Linked DNA regions of Homo sapiens: region 1 is linked to region 2. A link is an interaction called in ENCODE POLR2A ChIA-PET data of the cell type or tissue named here. Cell type or tissue: PC-3. All regions are shown on one strand. Each heading gives the region's core, and the rest is flanking DNA. Links, peaks and the distances in the headings are about the cores only.

Region 1 (5,219 bases), core at 220-5,219, 580 kb after region 2:
GTGGGCTGTGAGGAAGCATTATAGGCAAGGCCTGTTCACGCAAAGAATCATGAGCCAACGAAGTCAAGAACAGGAGCCGGCCTCTTTTCAGGCCAGGACTCAGGGCTTTCTTGGTGCTCCTGTGTAGGTTGGGGTTTTAGGATTGCCAGGCCTCTTACCTAATGGACTTGTGGATTGGAGCAAGGCTGGATGGTCGGATTCCCAAACATTGGTAATTGGCAAAGCGTCAAGGGTCATTTGAATAGCACTAGAGTTAAATTTCTTGTCTGTGCCAGGACTCAAGTATCTCGGTACTTGGGGCCTAGCTCTGCTCATAGACAGACTAGAGCCCGGGCGCGATGGCTCACACCTGTAATCCCAGCACTTTGGGAGGCCGAGGCAGGAGGATCACCTGAGGTCAGGAGTTCGAGACCAACCTGGCCAACATGGCGAAACCCCGTCTCTACTAAAAATACAGAAATTAGCCAGGCATGGTGGCGTGCACGTCATCCCATCTACTCAGGAAACTGAGGCAGGAGAATCACTTGAACCCAGGAGGCTGAGGTTGCAGTTGAGCCAAGATCGTGCCACTGCACTTCAGCCTGGGCAACAGAACGAGACTCCATCTCAAAAAAAAAAAAAAAAAAAAAAAAAAAAAAAGAGTAGGGACTTCCTGCAAGGCAGTGGGCCGGTGTCATGAAGCACACAGAGACTCTTCTAGATTTAATTGGGATTTAGGAGATTAAAGCAATATGACAAATAAATACAATCTTGATCCTTGATTGGATTCTCCATCAGAGAAGGGAGCTATAAAGGACATACTGGAGATAATTGAGACATTTTTTAAATGAATGGCTGTGTTAGGTAAGCTTATTGAATCAACGCTGAATTTTTTGTGTACGATACCGGCAGATGGCTGTGTAAACAATGTCCTTATCCTTAGGAAGATGCAGGCTGAAACATTTTGGGATGACATGTCATGATTCAAATAGTTACATGCACACACACACACAGTGTGTGTGTGTATAGAGAGAGAATGCAAAGATGGCAAAATGTTAACCATTGGTGAATCTAGGTGAAGGGTGTATGGTATTCATTGTATTATTATTTCAACTTTTCTGTAGGTTTGGAATTTTTCAAAAGAGAATGTTGGAACAAAGAAGCCAACATTCTTCTTTGGGAAATTTCTTGGGAAAGGGGTTGGTTTTTCAGACACTCTGGAGGTGGTGGTCTGAGTGGGTAGCACAGCCTTCATCTGTCTGTCTTAACCATGTGACTTGGCCCTGGTTCCCCTGAAGTCACCCTGCTGTCAGGTCCACCTGTGTCCTCTGCCCTCACCAACCTGTTCACCATAGGTGTGGGCTCTGGAAGCTACAGAGACCCCAGCCTTCCCAGAATGACCCAGGAGCAGGTGAACTTCCCCATCATCTCTCCTGCCTTTGTGATGGCAGTGTGGTCCTTTTTGATGGCAGTGTGGTCCTTTTTGATGGCAGTGTGGTCCTTTTTGATGGCAGTGTGGTCCTTTGTGATGGCAGTGTGGGCCTCTGTGACGGCAGCGTGGGCCTCTGTGACGGCAGCGTGGGCCTCTGTGATGGCAGAGTGGGCCTCTGTGATGGCAGCGTGGTCCTTTGTGATGGCAGCGTGGGCCTCTGTGACGGCAGCGTGGGCCTCTGTGACGGCAGCGTGGGCCTCTGTGATGGCAGAGTGGGCCTCTGTGACGGCAGAGTGGGCCTTTGTGATGGCAGCGTGGGCCTCTGTGATGGCAGCGTGGGCCTCTGTGACGGCAGCGTGGGCCTCTGTGACGGCAGTGTGGTCCTTTGTGATGGCAGCGTGGGCCTTTGTGATGGCAGCGTGGGCCTTTGTGATGGCAGTGTGGTCCTCTGTGATGGCAGTGTGGTCCTTTGTGATAGCAGAGTGGGCCTTCGTGATGGCAGTGTGGTCCTCTGTGATGGCAGTGTGGGCCTTTGTGATGGCAGTGTGGTCCTACTTTCTGTTCTCTTAGCAAAATCTCAGAAGCCAAGTAGTGGAGGGCCAAGTAGATATTTGCCAGTTGTTTATATCACTTTAGGTCCTTGTCTTTAAGCAGCTTAGGCTGATATATCAAAATACCACAGACTGGGTTGCTTAAACAACAGGCATTATTTCCTACACTTTTGGAGGCTGGGAAGTCCAAGATGGAGGTGTTGGCAGATTCTGGTTTTGGTGAGGGCTCTCTTTTTGGCCTGCAGACAGCCACCTTCTTGCTGTACTTTCACATGCCAGAGAGAGAGGGATGTCTCTTCCTCTTCTTATCAGGGCCCTCATAGCATTGTAGGGACTCCACCATCGTGACCTCGTCTAAATCTCACCTCCCAAAGACCCCCACCTCCAGATACCATCACACTGGGGGTTAAGACTTCAACAGATAGATTTGCAGGGGACACAAATATTTAGTCCAGAACAGGCCCAGTGACTTACTGGGGAAAAAACTAGAAATAATCCAAATGTTCATTAATTAGCACATTGGATTCATTAGCAAATTAGTATGAAATAAGTAAAAAGGTAGAACATAAAATATTGTATTCACAATAACTATAACGATATAGAGCAACTGAATAGAAGATGCCTTGGAGGGCTGTAAGTAGAGTTCCCTGTTCAGTAGTTCCAGTGGGTATTTTTTTGTAAAGTTGTTTGAGTGCCTAACTTAATTTTTTTCCATATATGAAAGAAGTCCAGGGGCTTTCCTAATAGATAAACTTTGTTCTTTCAGAGAGAAAGAGCCTTGGTTACAGACTAATGTCAGCTAGAATTTTCTGCTTAGCAAGAAGGAGTATGTTTTTAAAGAATATGTCTTGAGAAAAAAAGCCACCTAGCTTTGGAGAGCTAGAAATGAAATGGTGAGCATGCAGACAGTTTCCTTTTTGTAGCCCCGCTCTTTCCCACTCGGCTCAAACCACACTGTGGGAGGAGGGAGACCAGCTTGGGCCTCTGGTAAACCGTCTTCCAGAGAAATGCCAGATCCCTGATGGTTAGGAGTATTTCTGGAACAACCTGCGTTTGGCCACACTGGGCTTGCCACTGTTAAGGACAGATGTATGGAACAGGATGAGGAGGTCAGGTTCAGAAGCCCCTTCTCTAAGGGGACCTCATGCAGAACTGTTTCCAGCATTCTTTTTTTTTTTTTTTTTTTTGAGACGGAGTTTTGCTCTTGTCGCCCAGGAGTGCAGTGGCGCAATCTCAGCTCACTGCAACCTCCACCTCCTGGGTTCAAGCAGTATTCCTGCCTCAGCCTCCCAAATAGCTGGGATTACAGTCATGCACCACTATGCTTGGCTAATTTTTGTATTTTTAGTAGAGGCGGGGTTTCGCCATGTTGGCCAGGGTGGTCTTGAACTCCTGGCCTCAAATGATCAGCCTGCCTCGGCCTCCCAAAGTGCTGGGATTACAGGCATGAAAAAAAAAAAAGCTGGCCGGGCGCGGTGGCTCACGACTGTAAACCTAGCACTTTGGGAGGCCGAGGCGGGCGGATCACGAGGTCAGGAGATCGAGACCATCCTGGCTAACACAGTGAAACCCCATCTCTACTAAAAATACAAAAAATTAGCCGGGCGTGGTGGCGGGCACCTGTAGTCCCAGCTACTCGAGAGGCTGAGGCAGGAGGATGGCGTGAACCCGGGAGGTGGAGCTTGCAGTGAGCTGAGATCGCACCACTGCACTCCAGCCTGGGCGACAGAGTGAGACTCCGTCTCAAAAAAAAAAAAAAAAAAAAAAATCTGAAGGAAGCTGGAGGGTGCTGCAGCAGTCATTCTAGTCATTCTATTCCCTGCTGCGGGGTGGTAGAAGCAATGCTATCTTCTTTTTCTCTTTTTTTGGAGACAGTCTCCCTCTGTCGCCCAGGCTGGAGCGCAGTGGCACAATCTTAGCTCACCGCAACCTCCGCCTCCCGGGTTCAAGTGATTCTTCTGCTTGCCTCAGCCTCCTGAGTAGCTGGGATTACAGGTGGCCACCACCACGCCCGGCTATGATGCTGTTTTCTGGACACAGGGTTACATTGGCTAAAACAATGTCTGCATGAGATTTGATGGCCCAGAGAAAACCCATTGCAGGACTCACGGAAGTTGTTTATCTTCAAATGTTGCCTCTGAATTGCCATAGAACTTACAGAAGTGATTGTCCACTTTCCAGGCATCAGCTCCAGTTTTTTGTTTTTTTCAATGTATTCTTTTTTTTTTGAGCTAGGACCTCAGCTGGTCCAATGGTGTTGGGTTATCAGAACTTGTTAACATTAGTGTCACTAAACTTGATATACAACCCCCTACTGCTAAAGTTAACTGGCTTTAAAAAACAAAAAACAAAACAGAGTCTCACTTTGTCGCCCAGGCTGGAGTGCAGTGGCACAATCTCAGTTCACTGCAACCTCTGCCTGCTAGGCTCAAGCCATCCTCCTACCTCAGCCGCCCGAGTAGCTGGGACCACAGGCACGCACCACTATGCCTGGATAAGTTTTGTATTTTTTGTAGAGATGGAGTTTCGCCATGTTGCAGGTTGGTCTCAAACTGCTGAGCTCAAGCAGTCTGCCAGCCGCTGCCTCCCAAAATGCTGGGATTACAGGTGCGAGCCACTGTGCCCAACCCTTCAGCTCCAGTTTTGTGGCCTGTGTATGTGTGTATTTAATGTTTTCAAGTGAGAACTCCTTGCGCACATTTATAACCCGCTGACCAACCTGACCTCTGGGTGAGACAACCCTGGCAGATTCTCAGCAAGGGCCTTCTTGTGTGATGTCCTTGGTATTCATCGTTTTTCTCCTGGCCTGATTCTTATTTGCTGAGGACTCAGAGTCTGAGATAAATCTTGCTGTTTTGAGACAAGGTCTGGTTCTGTCACCCAAGCTGCAGTGCAGTGGTGCAATCTCAGCTCACTGCAACCTCCACCTCCTGGGCTCAAGCCATCCTCCCACTTCAAGAGAAGAAAATGCCCCCAGCCCAGTGGTGTTCTGCTGGAGATCAGCAGGAAACCCTACTCCATAGTCAAGTCAGCCGTTAGCCTTTCAGGAAGTTCTTCCTATGGTGAGGCCTCCTCAAGATATATATATATATATACGTATATATATATATTTATTTTAAGAGGTAGTCTCGCTCTGTCACCCTGGCTGGAGTGCAGTGGCGCGATCTTGGCTCACTGCAACCTACCCCTCCCAGGTTCCAGCGATTCTCTTGCCTCAGGCTCCCAAATAGTTGGGATTACAGGCACCTACCACCACA
Region 2 (5,480 bases), core at 289-5,288:
GAGACTCCATCTCAAAAAAAAAAAAAAAAGAATTTATTTTAAGACAGCAAGCTCTAGGGTTGAAGCCAGTCTCCACCTAGCCCCAGGCCCAAAGCTATAAGCATGGCTACTGTAACATCTTTACTCAGGACACCACCCTTCAGGGGCCCAGACCCACACCATCAAGGAGGAGCGTCCACACCAGCAGCTGGGGAGAGGGTGGTTCCCTACAAGATGCAATGTCCACTCTGAAGAGCCATTATAGTGATAATCATGAAATCCATGCCTGAGATCTAATTTCAAGTGAAAAGAACAGAATTCAACATTCATTCTATGGGGAGTATAAAACTCTGAAAATATACGCCTTTCATAATTAAATCAAACCCTATGTCATGTTCCTGAGGAGACAAGCACTGAATGGAACACAGAAGAAATGCTACAGCCAATGATTGTTGAAGTTTTCCTTTCAATTTCCTGTTCATGTTGTTTGGCAATAAGTAATACAGAAAACTGACAACAAAAAGCAAAAGAGAAAGAAAAGATACAGTGTACAGTTTAGATTGCTTTCCTTAAAAAATTAAATAATAATAATAAAAAGCATAGGCCGGGTGCGGTGGCTCACGCCTGTAATCCCAGCACTTTGGGAGGCCAAGGCGGGCGGATCACCTGAGGTCGGGAGTTCGAGACCAGCCTGACCAACATGGGGACACCCCGTCTGTACTAAAAATACAAAATTAGCCGGGCATGGTGACGCAGGCCTGTAATCCCAGCTACTTGGGAGGCTGAGGCAAGAGAATCGCTTGAACCCGGGAGGTGGAGGTTGCAGTGAGCTGAGATCGCGCCTTTGCACTCCAGCCTGGGCAACAAGAGCGAAACTCCATCTCAAAAAAAAAAAAAAAAAAGCATAAATGCAAGCTGGGCGCGGTAGCTCATGCCTGTAATCCCAGCACTTTGGGAGGCCGGGGCAGGTGGATCACCTGAGGTCAGGAGTTTGAAACCAACCCGGCCAACATGGCGAAACCCCATCTCTACTAAAAATACAAAAATTAGCCAGGCATGGTGGCGCGTGCCTGTAATCCCAGCTATTCAGGAGGCTGAGGCAGGAGAATTGCTTGAACCCAGGAGGCAGAGGTTGCAGTGAGCCAAGATTGAGCCACCACACTCCAGCCTGGGTGACAGAGTGAGACTCCGTCTCAAAAACCAAACCAAACCAAACCAAACAAAACAAAAAAAAGAAGCGGCATAATACAAAGTCCCGGCAGTTAAAGCGTTAACCCCCAGCTACCAGGAAGGCTCTGCTATCCAATGACTCATCGCCCCAGCCAAGGTCAGCCACACCTTGGGTCTCTGATGCTGGAGGCAACATGATGCCAACACTGGCGAGAAATCCACCACCTCCTCCTCCCCGCCCCTCGGTGCCGGCCTCTGTGTGCACTTGCAGCTCTTCCACTACCGGTGCCTCCATGGTGTCTACGCCACCGGCTCACCTCCCAGCAATAACCCGACAGCCCGACACCTCTGTAGACCCTGTGGCTACAGAGCTAAAGTTCCCTGTTATTAGTGGGTTTTGCAGACAACCCTCCAAATCCCTCTGGGTTGAGTTAGTCAAGTCCTTAACAAGCTGGAAGATGACAGGGGTTGGATGTAACCCACTTCCAACTGGCTTGGGTTACATGGACATTATTCCTCTTCTGGGATCTGATTTGGGATGGAAACAGGAGCCATAGTTCATGGGAAGGCTGTGAAAGGAAGCCCCGGCCCCAGGGTGCGGATCAGGTTGATCTGCGGAACAAGGCCCCAGGGGCGGCCCACCCGCCTGCTCTGCCCAGCCCTTCCTGGTAACCACACTCACCCGGGGCCCATCTCAAACCTGGCAGGCAATGCTGCTGCTCCCATCTCAGCCGCTGCCCCAACACGCCTCGCCTGGCCAGGACAGGTGCCCAGGCATGGCATTCAGGGACATCCTCGGCTTCCGGGGCCCAACCCCTGGTTCCCAGGTGCAGCGCTGGGAAAAGCAGAGGGCCCCGGCCATGGCGCAGGCCTCGTCACAGGTCATTTAAGCAGCCTGGGAGGAGCCGGAAAGAGAGCAATGCACCCACCTGGACAGAGACTGAAGCCACATCCCCATTGAGAAAAGATGACACTCCTGCCTGGACCCCTTCTCTGAAACCCCAGGCCGGGGTGGGGTAGGAGTCAGCGAGAGAGTCCAGCGCTCCAAAGGGGACTTTCTGGCCCTCCGTGCCCCCTAACCCAGCACTTCTGGGGACCCACACACTCAGGGCAGAGTGGCCATCCAGGGTTCCTCTCACCCAGACACAAAGGCCACTGAAGGCCCCGGGCCAACACCGCTCTGAGGATGACCAGCGACTTGAGTTCCTGCCAGAGACAGCAGGCAGCCTGGGTCTAAGGGCCGCCCAGTGACTTGAAGCTGGGATCATCTTACATTCCCTGCGCCACTCCTGTTTCCTGTCCTGGAGGTTTTCAGGCTGCCAACAGTCATGCTTTGGAGAACCAGGTCAGATTAGGCTGGGAACAAAGCTCAGCTGTCACAGAGCTGCCGAGAGGCCATTGGCAAGCAGTGCCCAGGAGCCGCCCCTCCTCTGCCAGCAACAGCTCAATGTCTCCCTTCACAGGGGCTGCAAATGGGCCCATGCCCAGGGTGGGGTCAGGGAGATAAAGCAGAGAGAAACTGGGCTGGGAGCAGAGAGTGCCATGCTCTACCCTGGAGACCCAAGGCCAGGCCACCCTGCAGAGCTGGTGCCCAGAGCCTCCAGCGTACAGGAGAGGAGGCAAACAGAACCTGACACTCAGCAGCGCCCGGCAGACGCTTCTGGAATGAATGACCAAATCCACATGGAGAGTTGAAATGGGCTAGGAACCTCAGGGAGACGGGCAGCTCACAGCTCAGCAGGGCCGCTCCAGTAGAGCAGGCCAATGCCAGGCCTCCTGGCAAATTTCCCGGGGCCCAGGCACAACTGTCACATCAGGAAAGGGGCAGGGGTGACCAGCCCATCGGCCACGGGGGCACTTCACTGCTCCCACAGAAGCTCGGCACCCACAGGCCTGGGTGACACACGATCCCCATGCCTGGCATCACGATGGCTGCCCACCAAGTCCCTCCACCCACCAGGACTGACTCCCTTTGGTCAGCGATTCCAGATCACCATGACCTGGCAGTTGCCGTCAGGCCTGCCTGGCTAAGGACTCTCCCGGAGACTGAGCCACTTCACACAGCAAAGTGAGCCATGGGGCCACAGCGCTGTGTGCTGTGTACAAGCCCCGAGGGCTTCACCCAGGGATTGGCACCCACTGATCCCCATAAATCCCTGGCAACCGCCTAGAGCTGGGATGTTTCCAAGGTAATAGCTCCAACAAACAGAGGCGCAGGAACCCAGCGCGTCACTTCCCGCCTCACCCCAAAGGTTCACACCCCTAGGGGCCTGGAGCCTCTCTCTGGAGCCCCTCCTACCCTAAAGCCAGCTGGATCTGCCCAGGAACTGCCATCATCACCCCCTGGCCGGGCCTGCACTGATGTGTACTGAACTCCCCTTATCAGGTCCATCTTAGGCAAACTTCAGAGCCCACGCAACACTGCCTGTGGACAAACACTGGGGCGGAAACAGGGGCCACCTCTAGGTCCCAGTCACATGGGGCTGTCAGGGCTGCCTGGGATGGCAGGAGAGTGTCAGAGGAGGGCAGCCCAAGGACCAGGTAGGGGGTGGGAAGTGTCCCCTTCCATGGGTCCTCAAGTGAGATGTCCTCTGCAAACACCCACCTGGGATCTCCAAGCAGAGGGTTGGCTCCCATGTCACCTGGACCTGGATTCCAGACCACTGCCCCTAAGTGGCAATCCTGGGTCCCCCTGTACCTGTCCTGGCTTGAGCTGGTCACACTTGTGGGGGGTGGTTCCAGGAAGAAGGTGGACTGTCGCAAACGCAATGCTCCGCTGCCAGGTGCATTGCCCTCGGCTATCAGAATCCCTCTGGGCAGGCCGGGGAGATCTGACGGGCAAGTGCCTGCGGTCTGGCGTGAGCGGGCAGGGCAGGTGGCCCCTGCCTGGGCATGCCTTTCTACCTTTGCAACAGACTAGGGAGAGGGCTGGCCCCAGGACTTAGGCTCAGCCAGCTGTCTCACAACTGAGGGGCCTCGGCGGAGGACACAAGTCAGACAGAGCCACAGACTAACCGTACGAGGTGGCTTTTTCTCTCCAGTCCAGGTCCCCTGAATGCGCCAGAGCAGACAAGCTTGGACGTGAGGAGGCAAGAGGCAGCGAGAACAGGCGCGGAGACGGGGCTGGGGGAGAAGAGGAAGAAACCCTGTGCTTGTGCCCTTCCCACGCTCGCCTGTCACCGGGTTAGCTGACTGGGGAAGTGTTCTCTGAGGGTGCAATTCCTTGCCCTTCCCGTAAGTCAGCTCCCGGGGCGCTGGGTGAGGGTGCAGCCCTGTCCACCACGGCGAGCCAGCACACTGAATCACGGCAGAAGCTGCTTCCTGTGTGGGTGCAGCCTCCCTCCCTGCCCAGGACTCAGAAGTCACGACAGCATAGAGCTTTTTAATCGTGGCTGGTGCCCCTTCAGGAATCTCCTGAAAGCCACAGAGAAACTCCAGAGTGGCTGGGCACGGTGGCTCATGCCTGTGATCCCAGCACTTTGGGAGGCTGAGGCGGGTGGATCACCTGAGGTCCGGAGTTCGAGACCAGCCTGGCCAGTATGGTAAAACCCCATCTCTACTAAAAAATACAAAAATTAGCTGGGCACGGTGGCACATGCCTGTAATCCCAGCTACTCAGGAGGCTGAGGCATGAGAATTGCTTGAACCTGGGAGGCAGAGGTTGCAGTGAACCGAGATCGTGCCACTGCACTCCAGCCTGGGCAACAGAGCAAGACTCCATCTCAAAAAAATAAAAAATAAAAAAAGAATCTCCAGAGTAATTCCCAGGTGCCAGTAGGGGTGTGACGCAACCTCAGTCCCGCTTCTGTGGCTCATCGGCCTCGGGTAAGTCCTCCTGCCGCTGCCACCCACAGAGAGTTTCCAGGGGAGCCTGGGAATGACGGCAAGTTCCATGTGACCTAGTATGCAAAGGGAGTCCCAAAACTCAGAACCTAGAGAGCCAGGGCGGGTACAGTGCAGCTGGCTCCAGTGCTGAGGGGCTGGGGGAGAGACCCTGCACCATGCTCTGACCACAGTAAGGGAAGATCATGGAGGCTTCTGGAACGTCCTAGCAATGGCGTAACCCCAGCCTTCTCCATCCTCCTGTCAATGACAATCATGATCATGACAGCAGCTAACAGGTTACAGAGCAGGCATTTCTCAGCTTTTTCAAATATGAACTCGTTTAACCTTTACAACAACATAGCACTGTCCCATTTAACAAATGAGGCAGGCTGGGCGTGGTGGCTCATGCCTGTAATCACAGCACTTTGGGAGGCCAAGGCAGGCAGATCACGAGGTCAGGAGTTCGAGATCAGCCTGACCAACATGGTGAAACCCCATCTCTAGTA

The links. ChIA-PET counts read pairs that join two places held together with the same protein. Peaks named below come from ENCODE experiments on the same cell type or tissue, not always from the same donor. Only the 100,000 strongest peaks of a DNase experiment are listed, where the experiment ranks them.
Region 1: POLR2A ChIA-PET joins it to region 2 with 5 read pairs; 2 of 35 experiments call an interaction of 5 or more read pairs at or near these places.

Annotation. Positions count from the first base shown.
Region 1 is chr17:76,702,712-76,707,930 of GRCh38, reverse strand. The region is part of intron 1 of MXRA7 (matrix remodeling associated 7); the gene reads left to right. It also overlaps the pseudogene RNY4P36. Among named protein-coding and RNA genes, the nearest start is that of MXRA7, 5.6 kb to the left of the region's middle. In PC-3, for the core only: no CTCF peak of the experiment used is centred there; no DNase peak of the experiment used is centred there.
Region 2 is chr17:77,284,809-77,290,288 of GRCh38, reverse strand. The region is part of intron 1 of SEPTIN9 (septin 9); the gene reads right to left. Among named protein-coding and RNA genes, the nearest start is that of SEPTIN9-DT, 5.7 kb to the right of the region's middle. RefSeq lists enhancers at 3,714-4,276, 3,275-4,474, 4,277-4,841. In PC-3, for the core only: no CTCF peak of the experiment used is centred there; DNase peaks (open chromatin) are centred at 1,328, 2,438, 3,268, 4,458 and 1 weaker place; H3K4me3 peaks cover 4,942 bases; H3K27ac peaks cover 5,000 bases.